Regions from separate parts of the Homo sapiens genome. Here region 1 is linked to region 2. The links are chromatin contacts, found by Hi-C or POLR2A ChIA-PET in ENCODE. All regions are on one chromosome and are shown on one strand. The core of a region is the stretch at or near the end of the contact, and the rest is flanking DNA. Distances in the headings are between cores, read along the strand shown.

Evidence for each region. A loop is a pair of places that touch in the nucleus more often than their neighbours do. ChIA-PET counts read pairs that join two places held with the same protein, here RNA polymerase II (POLR2A). Pooled maps may share reads with other maps.
Region 1: a map with no recorded cell type shows a loop between it and region 2 (5-fold over the local background). The contact joins two enhancer-like sites. A Hi-C loop is called at or near these places in 4 of 37 single-sample maps with no recorded cell type and 11 of 50 pooled maps. POLR2A ChIA-PET finds 5 or more read pairs at or near these places in 8 of 52 experiments (B cell, GM12878, OCI-LY7 and 4 more).

Annotation. Positions count from the first base shown.
Region 1 is chr6:151,699,539-151,703,301 of GRCh38, forward strand. It overlaps a transcript of ESR1 not described here. Among named protein-coding and RNA genes, the nearest start is that of ESR1, 110 kb to the right of the region's middle. Within about 2 kb of position 2,438, at least 2 of the 41 ENCODE cell types and tissues checked have a DNase peak (open chromatin) inside an H3K27ac peak, as active enhancers do; they include B cell, where a contact is called at or near this core.
Region 2 is chr6:152,300,840-152,304,517 of GRCh38, forward strand. It overlaps SYNE1 (spectrin repeat containing nuclear envelope protein 1), which reads right to left. Exons shown (of 146, transcript NM_182961.4): 92 at 1,030-1,224. Among named protein-coding and RNA genes, the nearest start is that of SYNE1-AS1, 78 kb to the right of the region's middle. RefSeq lists enhancers at 891-940, 991-1,390, 1,541-1,610. Within about 2 kb of position 1,297, at least 35 of the 41 ENCODE cell types and tissues checked have a DNase peak (open chromatin) inside an H3K27ac peak, as active enhancers do; they include B cell, where a contact is called at or near this core.

The DNA.
Region 1 (3,763 bases), core at 1,188-3,687, 600 kb before region 2:
GGCATATGAAGCTTAGATAGCAGAAGAGAAAAATTAACCAAGGCAACCCTCAAAAATATTGAGAAGGCAACTAAGAAAAATTTCTTATCACTGACAGACTGCAGTATTGAGTTCGTGTTAATGAAGAAATGTCAGAATACATAATGAATCAATAAGGAGTGTCATATTATGGCAAGTTTCAATGTTGGTGTCAATCTCGACTGCCAGGATTTATGGTAGATTATATAATGGAATCCTGAGTTCTGAGAGATCAAAGGAAAATGCTGGCTCTTTCTTCATCCATTCTCTTAGGTCAAGCCTATGCAGCAAGAAGCCAAGTTGAGAATTGAGCAATTATCTGAAGTGGGCAGTGGAGACGGCCAAACCAGATAATATATAACCAGAAAGTCACCGTGGAGGGAAAATGTGGACTGAAAATAGGATAAGGGGTGGAGGTAGAATGTCAAGCCATTTGGTCAGTGTCCACAGTCCAAATTTACTGAATAACAGCCAATTCCTTACTTCATGTGGTTATTTAGAGCGAGACTAGAGGACAAGTGAAAAAAAAAAAAAAGAGTTCATTCCTAAGGTTGTTGCATGTTTGTGCAAAATTTCTTCAAATCTCTGTTATTATCTGTTACATGTCTAATTCTGAGTACTTCCAGAGATTGCATTTCATTACTTTAGATTAGTGGGTTGAAGTGGTGGAGGAAGCCCATATAATCTGACTTACATGGAGAAAACAAGTCTTTTTTTATAGTTTAGTTGAGTGTTATATTTAATTAGCCTTTTTTTCCCTCCATAATGCATGCTTATGAATTTTCCACTTAAAATTCTGAGGCTCTGACCTTTATCATTTCCTCATGGAGCAATTTCTGTACCTCCTTAACTTTAGTAGAACATAGCAATGAAATATACAAGTCCCCTAGAATAGAATTTGTGTGAATTTGGTTTTCTAAAAACACAACTACCAAAGTCTGAGGACCAGTGTGGTATTTTTTTCTTCTATTTGATATGGAAACCATAAACTACTTACTTTGAGCAGATGTTTCCCAGTCCTAAAATACAGCTATCAGTCCACTGGCCCCTATAAATCTGTTGGAGTGCACCTGCTAATTCTGAAGCCTCCCTAATACAATGTTAAACTTTCCTTTTTTTTTTTTTTTTTTTTTTGAGAAAAAAATTGTAAATTAGGTTCACTGTTGCTTGGAATTAGGAAAAAATAAAAACACAGGCATACTAATATTTCAGATGGAAAAACAAAGTTAAGAATTCAACAAGTTTTTTTCCCCCACTCTATCATGTCTTGCACATTTAAAGCTGTTATACAACATTTTAAAAACAAACCAAAAAAACCCAGGGCCTTTTTCCAACAGCTTAGGCTGATGACCCACAGTAAAAAAGTGCCCCATGGGATATTCTTAAAGCACCCCAAGGGAGTCTATTGAAATAACTTAAAGTAAAAATTCAGAAGAATTTTACATGTAATTAAAAATTAAGAACGTTGTTTTATAAGCAATAGGGAAAAGCTGTATTAAGTTGCATTGCTCAATTTCTCACTTGCTCTGTGCAGTGACTGCTTTTTCAACCATGTAACAACGTCTGAATCTTCGTGGTAAAATCATACCTATCACAGCCACAGCAGGTTTTGTTCTGCTGCTGCACATGTGATTTGAGATACTGTGGGCTGGGAGTTTTTTTTTTTTTAATTTCTAATGGCAAAATGGATCTATAGAAATGGAAGTCATCTGTAATCTCAGCACTTTGAGAGGCTGAGGTGGGTGGATCACCGGAGGTCAGGAATTGGAGACCAGCCCAGCCAACATGGTGAAACCCATCTCTACTAAAAAGATAAAAAATTAGCTGGCGGGCGTGGTGGTGTGCGCCTGTAGTCCCAGCTACTTGGGAGGCTGAGGCAGAAGAAATGCTTGAACCCAGGAGGTGGAGGTTGCAGTGAGCCGAGACCGCACCGTTGCACTCCAATCTGGGTGGCAAGAGCGACACTACATCTCAAAAAAAAAAAAAAAAAAAAAAAGAAGAAGAAGAAATGGAAGTCATCCCGTGGGCCTGAGTTGGTGTAGTGGATTATGGCCTGTGCGTGAATGAAGAAATACTTGCCAATGGCATCAGTGGTAACTAGCTTAAGCCCTACTCAGCTTTGTAAAATAATGTAATCAAGGAATTTGATCTGAACAGGTAAGCCAAACATTGATTCTTCAGTGCCTATTGATAAGTGAGACTACTTTTCTTTTTAACAGCCTTATTTCACTTAAGTGGGGAGTCAAACTAGCTTTAATTAAGGAAATCTGTAGAAATCACCCACATCTCCCTTTCCTTCTCTGTTAAAAAAACAAAAGGAAGAAGAAAACTAGGAAGGAGTAAGCACAAAGATCTCTTCACATTCTCCGGGACTGCGGTACCAAATATCAGCACAGCACTTCTTGAAAAAGGATGTAGATTTTAATCTGAACTTTGAACCATCACTGAGGTATGTGTGAACATACTAGTTTCCTCTTTCTCTCTCCTGACTTTGTCCGTGAATTGATAAGATCTAATTTGGTCATCAGTTTGGAGAACGATTTTTCATTTAATTTCTTTCATTATCAAGTGTGTATTGTCAGGGGCTTAGCAGTACACCTACTATCTGATGGGCACTCTACATGCGTTGCTTAGGTTGAAATTAAGGATACAATCTGTGCACTACCACCATTTAAAAAAATCCCCAAGTCTACTGTGTGGGTGAGGTTTCTTTGCATAGTATCAGAGAGGTTAACCAATTTATTTACATACTCAATAGTCCACTCTAAGTAGGGAAAATCCAAGCTTTTTTTTTCTTAAGAAAGAGCTTTTCATTCTTTTTTCCCTCAGAGCTTTACCATAGTTTCCAGCAAGTGAAAACATTTCTTGATTTGAATTTCACAACCTCCTTCTCCTCTTGCCAGTTGTATGGTGCTAATAGGAAGCAAAATGTGAGTGTGCTTTTAATTTAACCCTAAAATAGGGGAATATCTTCAGAATTTAGACTTTACATATTCAGTGACCTACCTAAAAATAGAGACATAGTTCTAACCTTCTCAATCATTAAGAAACATTTCTATTGAATTTAATTATTCAAAACAACAGGTAGCAGTTTCACAAGGGAAAAGACAAGCCATGCCACTTGTATTTGTGGTCACCAAGTAATTACATTATTTTTTATTTAAAATTAAGATAAAATAACTTACTGACTGTCAAGTCCATTTCTCATTTCCTCCATAGAACATTTTAAAACTAGTTCACAAACCTCTTGAAAAGTCATGCCTCTAGAAAGTGCAAATTGTCACCATTGCCTAGAAGCCAACTTGAGAGGCTGTGTATCTATGCAGCATTTTGCAAATCCAGTAGCAGGCATGTGATATAAAAGATTAAATGCACCCCTGATTTGTGAATACTATCCTAGCCTTCAAAATGTTCAAAAGCACAGGAAGTCTGCACTTTTAAAAATATAACCTGCCCAAATTGCAAGGGAGGGGTTGGGTGTAGGACCTAGGTCTGTCTGCCAATCAGCTTGAGATGCCAGTGGACGAAACCTGACTTCACTAAAAACCAGACTGGCAAATATTACTCAGCGTGGTAATTTCCTAATTGTAGAACTGGCCTGTTTGGTGAAGTATTTCAGGAAAATTTTTAGCTGGACCTTTTCTACCCTACTGCATAAGAAATGAAGGTTTCTAGGCAAAGACTTTACTTAGTGACTAACCAAAAATGGTAAATAAAGTCACCACTTCCAGGCTTAGCTACTGTC
Region 2 (3,678 bases), core at 47-2,546:
TCCTGTTCAGGCACAGGCCAAAACAGAGTTAATTATAAAACGAAGGTTAAAATTACTGGGACCCGAATTCACATATTAATCCTGTGTTAGTATTTAAAAGTTCTGTCTTCAAGAGAATATGATGCTAGTAATCATTTGTAAAACAATCAGGGATGGGGGTGCATATGACATTGAAGTTTTGTTGTTGATTAAATACTTCATTATTTTCCTTTCTTTGGAGAGTTTGTGGCTTTATAAATAACTGGAAAAATCACGAATCATACAAATGAGAAAAGGTCTGTGAAATAAAGCTTGGTCTTTTGTGGACATCTCAAGTTTCAAATATGGTAGGAAGATAAATGCACCCAAAGTACTGTTATTGCCAAATGGGCTCAGGTATGGTTACTCATTACCTGAGGCACAGCACATATAAGGGAAAACACACAGCACTGGGAAACATTATAGTCACCAAAATACTCAATGCATTTTAGATGGCAAGTGTATAGGAAAATAGTGGTGCAGAATAGAAAATAACAAAGTTGATTTATTTTAATCCAAAGCCAAGCTTTAGACGGTCTGTTTTCATATTTTTCTAACAATAGCTGTTCTTCTAAATTGTATTACACATTTATACAGTAGAGTACATGCACATATGTAGTTAGCTAGTTAGCGTGGAGACCACAACTAAATATATATGCCATGAATTTCCCATCCCCCAGACAACTAAAACACTGTGCAAGTAAATTATTGTTTAAAGCTCAGAGCCTCTCAGTATTATTGCGAAATTATAAACAAATACAGGGTAGACCTCTGACATGTTAAGTAATTCAGCTGTCTCGAGCACATAGTTTCATTTTAACTGTCATTGTTTACAGTGTCAAAGATTGGCCCGGCCCAACGGTAGTCAAAGAGACTTAAGGAATCTGTTCCTCCCTCTGAATCTGCAAGATCGAAGGCTGGTCCCTGAAATCAGCCACGGAGAGGGAACATGGAGCCACTCGCCAGGCTCCAGTCAAAGAGCAAAGCCGCGGGGACCCACTGGATCCTTACCATGACCACAGAGGGGTGGGCCGAAGGCGTGGGGAGGAGCTCCCCATCCAGGTCCTCTGTCCCTTCCGCCAGCCCCTCGACCTCGGTCACCGTCAGCAGCATGGTGGCGTGCTTGGCTTTCATCGTCAGCATCTTGCACTTGGAATTCAAAGAAGCGATCTGCTCCTGGTAGCCCTTAATTTTCTGCGCCAGCTCCTGAGGAAACATTTCCCCCACCGGGGTGTCAGAGCAGCATCAAAAGGAAACAGAAGTAGTAGCGTTCATCTTCCTGCAGGGCGAGCCAATGAGCGCGCAGAGCCGCGCGGGCCCGGGAGGCAGGATGTGTAGGCGGCGAGTCCTCCTGCATCTCGCTACCGAGCCAGACCGCAGGCTGCGCGGCGCGGCGCAGGCACAGCCAAAGTGCCCGAGCCCGCGTCCCCGCGTCGGTACAAAAGGAGAAATGAGGGGATGAGGCCGAATGAGTGGTTTCTAATCGCGAGAGGCCCCATATGGAATCATGAACTTCCGCAACATTAGGAACTGACAACTCTCTTTAAAAGCAGAAAGCATCTGAAATTTACCAGATGGTTCCTGCCATGGAAATTAGGTCATGTGATGGCTAAAACCACACCAAAAAAAATGCAAGGCTCAGCTCTTACCCTACTGAGTACATTCAACAGAGATGACAGTCATTTATTTTACATAGGGTCACATACTCAATAGCCTGTCTGTTCCTATGTCTCTAAGAATTTTTTTTAGATAGGCTAGATATTGCATATGGAAATCCCAATTTTTAATGCAGATTGACCCCCCAAAAAAATTTTGTATATTCATCAAATTTTTTCTTGCTCACTTCATCATGTCTCAAATGTTGCTGAGGCTTTAACTAGAACTTTAAACTTGAAATGCAATTCGGATTTAGTGTCTTTTAATTTCACTTGCTTTTGAAAAAATAATTGTTTTTTTGTTTTTGTTTTTGAGCAGACAAGAATGAAAAAATATATTATGAGAGATAGAGGTTTTAAATATTTTATTAAGAGCTTATTGGAAATATAATCTGGATAGCACATAACCCTTAAAAAGGTAACTATAGATTCATTTTAGGAGTATGGTAATTCTAAAATATTAAAGTTTTACTTTCTTGCTTAAATATTTTAAGTATCAAATATTAAAATTATACTTTATTGCATCTTTAAAAAACGAAAATACATATTTCAAAACATGATTCCTAAAAGTACAAAACTATTATTCTTTTTTTTTTTTTTTTTTTGGCTTCTTTGTTTCAGAGGCTGTCATTTATTGTGCACATAGAACACATTTTGTGGGCCGGGTGCAGTGGCTCATGCCTGTAATCCTAGCACTTTGTGAGGCTGAGACGAGGGGATCACTTGAGATCAGGAGTTCAAGACCAGCCTGGCCAACATGGTGAAACCCTGTCTCTACTAAAAATACAAAAATTAGCCAGAAATTGCTTGAACCCGGGAGATGGAGGTTGCAGTGAGCCAAGATTGTGCCACTGTACTCCAGCCTGGGCAACAGAGTGAGACTCTGTCTCAAAAAAAAAAAAAAGAACACATTTTGTGACAAAAATATTAAATTGTAATGTCTTTAAAATAATTGTGTACATACATACACATACATTCATATATATACACACACATATACACATGCACACACACATATGTACACATAGTCATCCCTCAGTAACTGAGGGGCGTTGGTTCTAGGAACCCTCTTAGATACAAAATTCACAGATATTCCAGTTTCTGATGTAAAATGGCATAGTATTTGCATATAACCTATGCACATCTTCCCAAATACTTTAAATCATCTCTAGATTACTAATAATACCTAATACAATGTAGATGCTATGCATTATAAATAGGTGTTATACTGTACAATTTAGGGAATAATGACAAGAAAAGAAGATCAACATGCAGAGATGCAACCATCCTTTTTGCTCCTCAAATATTTTCCATCCATGATTGGTTGAATTCATGGATGCAGAACTTATGGATATGGAGGGCTGACTGTATGCAAAACACGTGTGCACATGCACACACACACACACACACACACATTTTGTTATTATTGTTGTTTTGTTTGTTTCTTCCTGCCCAACTGAAGCCGAGTGGAGCAAAAAACAGTCCAGCAGAACTCAGCCAGCAGGCAGTCAGTCTTCTTGACTCCTAATAGTATAGGAATTTTTAAAACAAGGATTTAAAAAGTAGACATCATTGCTTCTTTACCTCTGGGGATGCAGTTAATTAAACCTAATAGGATTTTTAAAAACAGTGATTGAATAGCTATTTACTATATCTTGTCTAGTGGCTAGCACGTGGGTACTCAATAAATGACATTTACTGCAACTAGTTAATACTAGAAAAGAGCTCTAGCAGATTACTGGACTCCTTGAATTTCAAGTCACCAAGCTTTCGCACAATGGTTTGCCATTATACAAAAATTGAAGGAATCTTTTTTATTATTTTATTTTATTTTATTTTTGAGATGGAGTCTCGCTCTGTCACCCAGGCTGGAGTGCAGTGGCGCAATCTCGGCTCACTGCAACCTCCATCTCCGGGGTTCAAGCCATTCTCTTGCCTCAGCCTCCCAAGTAGCTGGAATTATAGGCACGCGCCACCATGCCCAGCTAATTTTTGTATTTTTAGT